Regions from separate parts of the Homo sapiens genome. Here region 2 is linked to region 1. The links are chromatin loops, found by intact Hi-C in ENCODE. Cell type or tissue: heart left ventricle. All regions are shown on one strand. Links, peaks and the distances in the headings refer to the core of each region. The heading gives the core; the rest is flanking DNA.

Region 1 (5,388 bases), core at 179-5,178:
TTGTTCTTCTGGTGGTTTTGGTTCCCTGATTGTTAGTGATCCTCATGGGCTTGCATTGGTGTCTGTGCATTTGAAGAAGTGGACATCCAGTCTTTATAGACTGGCCTTGATAGGGAAAGCTTTTTACCAGCCAACCCAGCCAGACATTCTGGGCAGACCATCTGGTGGGGTCTTTCATTTGGCTTGCTAATGGAGTCCTTAGGTGGACTGGCCTGGTGCCTGACTCTGCAGGTGAGTGGGCCTATCAACTAAGTCTCTGAGGGTGGCTCTGAAGCCTGAGTTCATGGAGAACAGCCTGAACTTGGGTTGATGGGACCTAACATAGTGCTATGGCAGACCTTGAGGCTGAGTCTTCAGAGTCCAGTGTGGCACTATGGTGGTCCTGGAACCAGGGTACATGGGTATGAGCTGGGTCCTGGTCCCTGAGTCTAGGGGGCTGCCTGATACCAGGGCCTGCTGGGCTGGGCCTGGTGACTGGGTCCACAGGGAACTACATTATAGTATGTACTTGGCTCCTTATTTAATTAAAGTGTACTTTTTTAGTAATGGATAACATCTTTTGTGTTAATAAACTTAATTATCATGAGGTATTTATTAGATTTATAAAGACACACTAGGAGGCCTTTGGGCATGTGTATAAAAATAAACATTACAGTAAAGCCAAATCCATTAGTCCAAGAAAGAAAACAAAGGTAAAATGACCAAGGAATCCCACCAAATAAGGAACTCCTGTCTGAAAGGTATTTCTTTTACTATTCTTGATGATCGGTGAAGTTGAAGAGGGAAGAAACTTCAAATTTGGGAACTCTGCATGGAGTAACTCCAGACATAAGGACATTATGTAATGAAGTCATAGTCCTGCTGGTAGCAACACATTGCTGTGTTTGATCATCTCCATTAGGCAGCACTTCTGTTTTCTTTTTCTTTTCTTTTTTTTTTTTGAGACAGAGTCTCACTCTGTCACCCAGGCTGTAGTACAGTGGCGCGATCTTGGCTCACTGCAACCTCTGCCACCCAGGTTCAAGTGATTCTCCTGCCTCAGCCTCCCAAGTAGCTGGGATTACAGGCACCTGCCATCGTGCCCGGCCACTTTTTGTATTTTTAGTAGAGACAGGGTTTCACCATATCGGTCAGGCTGGTCTTGAACTCCTGACCTCATGATCCACCGGCCTCGGCCTCCCAAAGTGCTGGGATTACAGGCACGAGCCACCGTGCCTGACCTATGCACTTCTGTTTTCAATGTACTTTACAGTAATTTTGATTAGGAGTCTTAGGGAAATCTTTTGAGAGTCCTCAGGATTTTATAGTCATTGAAGACCACTGCAAATGTGAGGAGTTTGCCAGAGGTTAGTGACGTTAGTGATGAAGTTACATATCTTATAGATATATCTATATATCCTTATGATCCATCCTTGTGGGAAATATATTGAAAAAGAAAATAATGAAGGGTATAACTTTGATTTGATTTTAAAATTTACAAATATTTGCAAGTAGAATATATTTTGTGAACATATTTTTTCCCCTGGAAATGAAAAGTAAATATATGCTTTTCAGTTTTATGACCTAGATGCCTTTTATGATTCCTAAATGCTTAGTTTTGTATTCTTCCCCTATTAAAGAAAACCCCAGTTTTTCAGGATCCACATCACTTTCTGAATACGTAGAACTTTATTGCTGATTTTAAAGCCAGTCTCATAGTTAGAAACAAGGCTGTTTGAAGTGGAAGCCATTTGGCAGAACCATAGAGATAGAGCCAAAAATAACAGAGAAGGAAAAGGCAATCTTTTACAGAGCTCAACTCATGCCTCCAGGAATGTGGAGTTGAAGTATCTTGGGATTTGAGTTGGTAGAAGCTGCTAAAATCCTGATTTTACACTCTATTGACTGCTGTTAAAAGGTTAACAATTTAAAGAGGAGCCTTAGCCAGCCTAGCACCTCTGATGCTTCATGTTTATTTCTAGTAGCTCCCTTAAGCTCTCCCAGATTTAGGTAGCTGCAGACAGGGAGCCCCTGCAGGAGAGGAATGATAGTCACTATGCTATCACATAGGTGGGAAGGCTGCCCTGTGTATTAGTCTGTTCTGTCAGTGCTATGAAGAAATACCCAAGACTAGTTAATTTTAAAGGAAAGAGGTTTAATTGACTCACAGATCTACATTGCTGGGGAAGCCTCAGAAAACTTACAATCATGGCAGAAGGCAAAGGAGAAGCAGGCACCTTCACTAGGTGGCAGGAGGGAGTTGAGTGCAAGCAGGGGAAATGCCAGATGCTTATAAAACCATCATATCTCATGAGAACTCACTCACTATCACAAGAACAGCATAGGGGAAACCACCCCCATGATCCAGTCATCTCCACCTGGTTCCGCCCATGACACATGGGGATTATGGGGATTATAATTCGAGGTGAGATTTGGGTGGGGACACAGCCAAGCCATATTACCCTGAGAGTTCAACCAGCACATTTCTTTAATCTTAGCAAGCCTTTTTCTATGTTGCTTCAAGTGAGAGGCTCCTCATTTGTTTTTAGTAACTCTCCCTGAATCCATTGGATTCTTTTCTGTTTCCCAGCTAGTGAACAAATGTTTGGCTTCCTGCTGCACAGTGTCTTCCATGGAGTAGCAATTCAGAAAAGGCAGCTTTAGTTTTGTGAGGAAGGTGCCAAAAGGGATGCATTGTCAATCAAAAGAGTTGTCAAGTACTGGAACATGGCACATTTCTTAGCCTTCTCCCCATCACCCTCACCCCTCATAGCCAGTTGTCAATATTCCATCATTTGTTTTTTGCAGGATCTACTGTAACCATGAACATTTCCAAAAATTCTAACCCACTATCCTTGGGCCCATTATTGAGCCTTTGGTGGAAAATGCATTTGGCATATGGAGTTTTACTTTATAGAGTTTTTAAGAACTCATCAGTTTTGTCATTTGAACATTTGTAGATATGTAGTTAGAGTATGTTGCATTCCATATTCTATTCACTAAAGTTGTAGAGTGATCTCTTAAGAATGTAAATCAGATCTTTTCATTTCCCTGATTAGAATCTGTCAATGGCCTCCCATCATACTTAGAATAAAATAAAGACACTTTACCCTGGCATATGAGTCTTCCATTAACGAGGTTACCCATTAGAACCACTCAAGGATCTTTGAAAAACTTCCAGTGTCCAGGCTCTACCACCAGAGAGTCTAAAGTAATTGGTGGGAGGTGGGACCAGTATTTTTCAATTATAACCAGCAGCCAGGGTTGAGAACCACTGCGCTATGTGACCCAATCCATGCCTACCTCTTCAGCCTTCTCCCTTCCTGCTGGACCCTCTACTGATATGTTTCAGTCTCACTGGGTACTTTTAATCCCTTAAATCTGTCTGGCTTCTTTCTGCTATGGGGCATTTTCACAGGCTGTGTCATCAGACTGGAATATTCTTGCCTGATCTTCACGTGGCCTCTTGACTTTGAAATCTCAACTTAAATATCTGTAGAGAAAGCGTTTTTGATGCACTGAGTCATTTGCCATCATACTATCTGATATTTTCTGTGTAGTACCAACTACTATGTGGTATTTTCTTATTTGTGTCCTTCTATTCCTTTCTTCTCCTCCTGTCTCCTTTCCTTTATCTATTTTTGTTCATTCCCACTGGAGTGTAAGATCCATGTTTATTTTTTTCACTACTGAATTCTCAGCACCTGAAACAGTGATTTGCAAGCAGTAGGCTGGTTCTCTCTCTTTCTCTCTTCATATATATATTCAATATATATTTGAATGAATAAATTGTGGAAATTTTAGATTATTTAATTAATTTTTTGAGACATAATCTTGCTGTGTCATCCAGGCTGGAGTGCAGTGGCATGATCTCGGCTCACTGCAACCTCTGCCTGCAGAGTTCAAGCAATTCTGCTTCAGCCTCCCGAGTAGCTGGGATTACAGGTGTGCACCACCACACCTGGCTAATTTTTAGTAGAGATGGGGTTTCACCATGTTGGCCGGGCTGGTCTTGAACTCCTGGCCTCAGGTGATCCGCCTACCTTGGCCTCCCAAAGTGCTGGGATTACAGGCGTGAGCCACCGTGCCTAGCCTGAAAATTTTAGATTATTTTTAAATGACCTCTGTTGTCAGCTTTTCTTTACTATTTTTACCTGCTTTAATATTAACTTTATTTTAAATTCTAAGATAGGAATTTTCTGTCATTTAATTGTGTGCAGCATTGTCATATCACTTCTATTACTGTCCTGAATTGTGAACTGAGACTTATTGTTATATTAAAATTTGAACATATTTATAGTTTGTTTCTTCACTTGATTCAGATTCAGCTGTCATTTATTAAATAACCATTAGGTGCCAGGCATTATCTCATTTAATTCTAAAGATATTTTACTCATTTCACTCATTTATCACATAATAAGGAAGTTGCAGAAGTGGAATTGAATCCCAGCCTTCCTCACTTTGTAGCCATCCTTTCACATGTGTTACCCCTCATGTGGCTGACTAACAGGGATTTGAGTGGTGTTGAGGGTGGTCAAATGCAGTATCTGCTCCAGGTGTCTTTATTGAATACCAAACGGGTAATTCATAATTACACCAATCTTGATTTCATATTTTGTTACTTGCTTTTAGAAACTAATTTATTATAAGCTGAGCACAGTGGCACACACCTGTATTCCCACCTACTTGGGCGGATGGATCACTAGAGCTCAGGAATTCAACACTGTGGTACACTATTAGTGCTTATGAATAGTTAGCCAGGACAATGTAGGGAGACCTGTCTCTTAAAAAAAAAAAAAAGAACTAAAAAGCTTATTATGAGGCAAATATTATTGCAGATATTTAATTTATTTTTAATTCCAACTTTTATTTTAGATTCAGGAAGTACGTGTGCAGGTTTGTTACATGAGTATATTGTGTTATGCTGTTGGTTTGGGGTATGAATGGTCGTATCACCCAGGTAGCATAGTACCCAACAGTTATTTTTCAGCCCTCACCCTTCACTTCTTCCCTCCCACTCAGTAGTCCCCATTGTCTATTGTTCCCATCTCTATGTCAGTGTGTACTCAATGTTTAGATCCCACTTGAGTGGGTGAGAACATGAGTGAGTGAGAACAAGTGGTATCTGGTTTTCTGTTTCTACGTTAGTTTGCTTATAATGTCTTCCAGCTCCATCCATGTTGCTGCAGAGGATGTGATTTCATTCTATTTTATGGCTGCATATTATTTAATGGTGTATATGTATTACATTTTCTTTATCCAATTCACCATTGATGTGCATCTAGTTTGCTTCCATGTCTTTGCTGTTGTGAATAGTACTGCAGTAAACATACATGTGCATGTGTCTTTTTGGTGGAACTATTTATTTTCCTTTGGGCATATACCCAGTAATAGGATTGCTGGGTCGAA
Region 2 (5,388 bases), core at 277-5,276, 63 kb after region 1:
GATTAAAAGTCATATCCGTTGGCTCACTTGGGACCATAAATTCTAGCTATAGCTTTATTTGTGTAGGTGGGAAACTATGTTTCATGCCTCAGGCACATGATGCTCATAATCCGTTTGTTTGAAGAATAACTGTCACTCACTAGATGGTTGTTTTGACAACATACACATAGAATAGATAAGCAGATATATTTTTTAATAGGAAGAACGAAGCTAGATAATGTTAAATTCATTCAGAAGCTTATGTTAGAAACTAAAGAAAATCTCATTAATCCATCTCCACTGGTTTGAATTTATGATTGCCAACCTAGAACAGCCAAGTGTTGTTGTTTAATCTACTTAAGAAAATTTGATAAGCCAGTATACTAATTGTACTTAAGAAAGCAAATTTTAAATTTTATTTTGCAAAGTGTTGTACATAAATCAGTACTGCTAATTACAAATAAGTTTTACTTATTAAAGGAGATTCCACAAACATATAATTCACACGTACATTAAGTTTATATTTATTCTAAAATTTTGTTTGATTTAGATTTTACAGATCCAGACTGATCTTCCTTAATTAGTTGTAATTAGTAAGGAGTGTGTGTGTGTGTGTGTGTGTGTGTGTGTATTTAAGAATCGCAGAAAGCTTTGACTTAAGCCATTTCCCCCTTCCTCCCTCTTCATCCTCCAGGTTTTTACCCAGTCTTGCTAGGTCAGCATTAGAAAAAAATCTGGCAGATGCTACAATAGAAATAAATACTGATGACAATTTGGAGCCAGAACTGAAGGATTACAAATGTAAGTATTTGATTTGGCTCTTTTTTTTAAGTGAAATAATAATTAACAAACATTTGATGCTGTTTATTTTAATTCCAGTTAAAATAAACAGTTAAACAGTTTTTGGTTTTCATCTACTTTGTTTTATATATTAGTTTGAAGAAATGAATCTGATTTTTTTAAGTTTGAAAAACACAAGTAAAATCTTAGAATATTTACTTCATTTCAGTACATACTAGATACAATTCCCCTCACCCTTAAGACTCACAATTGATACTAATTGATACTCTGAGAATTCCTGCTGTAAATCAACTTGTCTAATTTTGAGAAATGTACTTTTTCCAAATGTATTTCACCAGTGAATCTAGAATGCTGTTTTCTTTGCATGTTTACATTTTGAGGGTCAGCGATGTCCTATAAGATATGTTGGAGAAACTTTCCTAGGTTGATACAAACTAAAATAATAATCAGAATATGCATGCCCTCTTATTCATTCCATTTCCACCTGTATTGTCTTTTGTGGTACTTTTCTTCTGGATAGCCATAAATATAATTTTCAGTTTCGGGGAGATTTAGTTCTTCATTTAAAAGCTTTCTATTCTTCAATTAGAACACAATGAAAGATTTTCAATTTTTTAAAAATGTAAATACCTATTTTATTGAAGCAGCCAATGTGTGACTACTCTTTAAAAGGGACTGTTGTGGCTTTCTTTGTAGCAGATGCTTTTAATCATTAGGGCTGCACTGAGACAAGAATTTGGTATTGAGGAAATAAGATTTTTTTTAGAGTCAAATTATAAACTCAGCATACTGAGGGATCTGAATACAGATACGCAGAGTCAACTCAAAGAGAAGGAATAATATTGTATTCTCAATATTATTTGAGTGAGTCTATTAAATATCCAAAGAACGACTGTCATTCAGACTGCCGATTGTTTGGTCTTGGTTACTGGCTAGTGTTAGCAGTGCCCATCTAAGCCTCATGTAGGGGATAAGGAGCCTAAGTGAAGAGACTTTTTACTTGTCTGGTTCCATTCATCTTTAAGGCCATCTCTCTTATGAAGAATTCATTTAATTAACTCTCCGTGTTCACACAACAATCTTCTGATGAGGTACTGGCTTTCCATGCAGGTTCCCTTCAATTAATATGCTGGTTATGGCAACCAGTATATCATAGTCCATGTGAAAGTTACAGTTGTCATATAATATTTTGCAATTCTGATTTTACATCATTATATATATAGAGAAACCAGAATATGTATCTTTAATATTCTCCTGAAAGTTAGATTTGCCCTTAGTTGTGATGACAAAATCAGGTTTACAGCCTACTAGGCTGAGAAACTTGACAAATGTACCAAAATAATGCCATTCTGTGGGTTTCTTAGAAGATAGCTAGCCAACTTTCTCCCACAGAAGTGCTAGCATCACCATTCTCTGAGTGCATTTCCCTTTTTGAGGTTGACATTTTAACAATAAACATTGGATGAGTGAATAAACTTGTCCTTAAGCCGTAAATCTGCTGAGTGGATGTATTCCGTAAACTAAACCATAGATAGCATCAGATGCTGTTTGAATCTGAAATTATGTGTGTCATCTCAACATGCAACTAGATAGTAGATTCACTGCCATATCCCTGCTCTTTCTTTCCCTTTACAGTTTTATACTGGGTCTATTTCAGAGACCTAATGGTGGTAAATAAATAGTAAACTCTCAGTGTTACAGCTCATGGTTTTCCTTCCCTGTAGAACTTGTAAACAAAAGGAAAATGGCAAGGATCTATTGAAGGGCGAAGTTACTGTTAAGATCTACTGTGCTGTGTCAAATGTGTAGCACTCCACAGTGATTAAACAGGATGACAATTATTTTTAGCTCAGATTTGTTCACAGCACTCCATAGAAGCAAAAGTTGCTTTTCTCCATTGTCTTCCAAAACGCTTAGCACAAAAGTCGCATTCTAGTGGAGAAACAAACTGTAATTTTCTTACTTGAAGTAGAAAAAAAAAAAGATGGGTGAATTGTTTAAGGCGTTGTATATTTGCTTGCTAAGGTATTTCCACAGGTTGCAATGTTATTTGGAGTCAAAATATTAAATATATCCCATATGGTAGAAAGAATGTCAGACTAGACTAAATTGTTTTAAGCTCTACTCATATTAGCTGGGTGATTTTGAGCAAATTACATAGTGTATGTTCTTAGTATTCTCATTATTCTTTCCTCTTTGAATTGCATGAAGTCATATGAGAAAAAAATGAGGTGAAGCTTTAGCTTGGGATCTGGCACATAGAAGGTCCTTAATAAATGATAGCTTCTATCATTGTAATCATTAGTATTACTAAAATACCTACTACTATTAATGTTATTAATATTATTGAACTTGGAACATGTCAGTGAACATGTCATGCATATCTGGTTACTGTAGGGAATACATAGCAGATATGTTCCCTGATTTCAAGAGCTTTATTACTTAGTTTTCTGGCTTCCAGGAACTAATAATGTATTCTAGGTCAACCTATTTAAAGCAAATAAGGAACAATATAATAATTATTATTACAAAATAATTGCATAAGACAGTTTCCCAATCTGGCTGGGTATGAAAATCACCTGGGTGATTATTTGAAAATATAGGCCTCCTGGACCAACCTCGAAAATAGTAATTTTAAAATATTTATTTTGTTATGTTTTAGTGTGTGTGTGTGTATATATATATATATATATATATATGTGTGTGTATATATATATATATATATATATATATATATATGTATATGTATATGTATAAAGAGAGAGAGAGAGAGAGAGACAAGGTTGCACTCTGTTACCCAGGCTGGAGTACAGTGGTGCAATCATGGCTCACTGTAGCCTCAACCTCCAGGCTCAAGCAATCCTCCTGCCTCAGCCTCCTGAATAGCTGGGACTACAGGCGTATGCCATCAGGCCTGGATAATTTTTAAAATTTTTTGTAGAGACAGGGTCTCTCTGTGTTACCCAGGCTGGTCTTGAACCCCTAGGCTCAAGTGATCCTTCTGCCTTGGCCTCCTGAAATGCTGGTGACAGGCATGTGCCACTGCACTTGGCTGAAAATAGTAATTTAAGAGTTCTGTGGTAGGTTAGTTCATCTGTATTTTTGACTAGAGCTATAGGAGATTATCTTAAGGGGTTTCTAAATTGGTGCACACTAAAAGATAATATTCAAGGTACTTTGGAGCTTTTGAATTTAGGTGTATTTAACTTATGTATGTGTTATAGTTTCTGACCAAACAAGCTTGTGAAGGTGGCTTGACTGTATTCTGGTTTTTTGTTTTGTTTTTTTTTTTAGTTTCTCACAATTATATATATACTGTTTTCTATCTACATTGTTTTAAAGAAAATTTGTTACCTTTTGAAGCATTTTGTATCTAGAGCTGTGGTGTTTTATTACTACTCTCCAGCTTATTTCTTTAGATGTTAAATTAAAATCCACAGATATTACTGAAGCTGTATTGCATTCTGTGTTGGGTGGCTTGGCATCTCTGAGGACAGTGCTATGAATAATTATCCGTCCTGTGTGAAATGTTTAGGTGAAGTAACATCTGGAACTCTGAGGATTGGTGCTGTTAGTGCACCGATCTATAATGCACATGAGAAAATGAAAGTGCCTGATGTTCTTTTCTATGACAACATTCAGGTAAGAGTATTGCTTTGTGTTCTTGGATAAATCACTTAAATTGTGGTAGTACACTCCAATTCAAGTGAAATTGACATGTAATTATTTTTGTGATTTCCTAAATTTAATTTAGATGATGCAAAATGAAGTGTTGAACATCTTTTTTTTTTTTTTTTCTGTGATGCAGTCTCACTTTGTCACTCAGGCTGGAGTGCAGTAGCACGATCTCGGCTCACTGCAACCTCCACCTCCCAGGTTCAAGCGATTCTTCTACCTCAGCCTCCCGAGTAGCTGAGACTAGAGGCATGTGCCACCATGCCTGGCTAATTTTTGTATTTTCAGTAGAGACAGGGTTTCACCATATTGGCCAGGCTGGCCTCAAACTCCTGACCTCGTGATCCACCTGCTTCAGCCTCCCAAAGTGCTAGTATTACAGGCGTGAGCCACCATGTCTGGCCGAACAACTTTTATTAAGACATAAGACAGAAAACAGAAAATTTTTTCCAAAGGTACTTAAAAATTGGAGGAATGGTTGCTATGATTAGGGTAATAAATTTTATATATATTAAGTATATATATAAGTACATATATTAAGTATATTAAGTATATATATAAGTACATATATATAAAATATATACACATACACACATATAATTATATATGTAATTTTATATGCAATTTTTAAATTAAACATTTTAAAAACAAAGCAGAGCTATCATCCTCTTTTACTTGCTTGTTAAAGATTTCAGTAGTTCAGAGGGATATGTCCTATGCATCCTTTTTCTCATACTCTTCTTTTTCCTGCAAGTTTCTAGTATTTTTCTTTTCTTTCCTTTTCCTTTCTTTTTTAAAGGAGGAGGGTAGAGAATTCTCTCCTTGTAAACTAGCCAATAATTATGGACCTTCCACTAAGACATATAAGTTTGTATCTAGAAAGCTTTATTGTAGATGTTTACTTTAATAAGAATTTTTTTAGAGAAAATTACC

The links. Hi-C counts contacts between places; a loop is a spot of excess contacts. Peaks named below come from ENCODE experiments on the same cell type or tissue, not always from the same donor. Only the 100,000 strongest peaks of a DNase experiment are listed, where the experiment ranks them.
Region 2: it touches region 1 in a loop (1.8-fold over the local background); 1 of 110 quality-filtered maps calls a loop at or near these places.

What each region holds. Positions count from the first base shown.
Region 1 is chr13:41,845,440-41,850,827 of GRCh38, reverse strand. All of the region lies in intron 12 of VWA8 (von Willebrand factor A domain containing 8), which reads left to right. Among named protein-coding and RNA genes, the nearest start is that of VWA8, 110 kb to the left of the region's middle. In heart left ventricle, for the core only: a CTCF peak has its summit at 2,220 (motif pointing right); no DNase peak of the experiment used is centred there; H3K27ac peaks cover 762 bases.
Region 2 is chr13:41,782,829-41,788,216 of GRCh38, reverse strand. VWA8 (von Willebrand factor A domain containing 8) reads left to right here. Exons shown (of 45, transcript NM_015058.2): 18 at 674-780; 19 at 4,316-4,422. Among named protein-coding and RNA genes, the nearest start is that of VWA8, 180 kb to the left of the region's middle. In heart left ventricle, for the core only: no CTCF peak of the experiment used is centred there; no DNase peak of the experiment used is centred there; H3K27ac peaks cover 960 bases.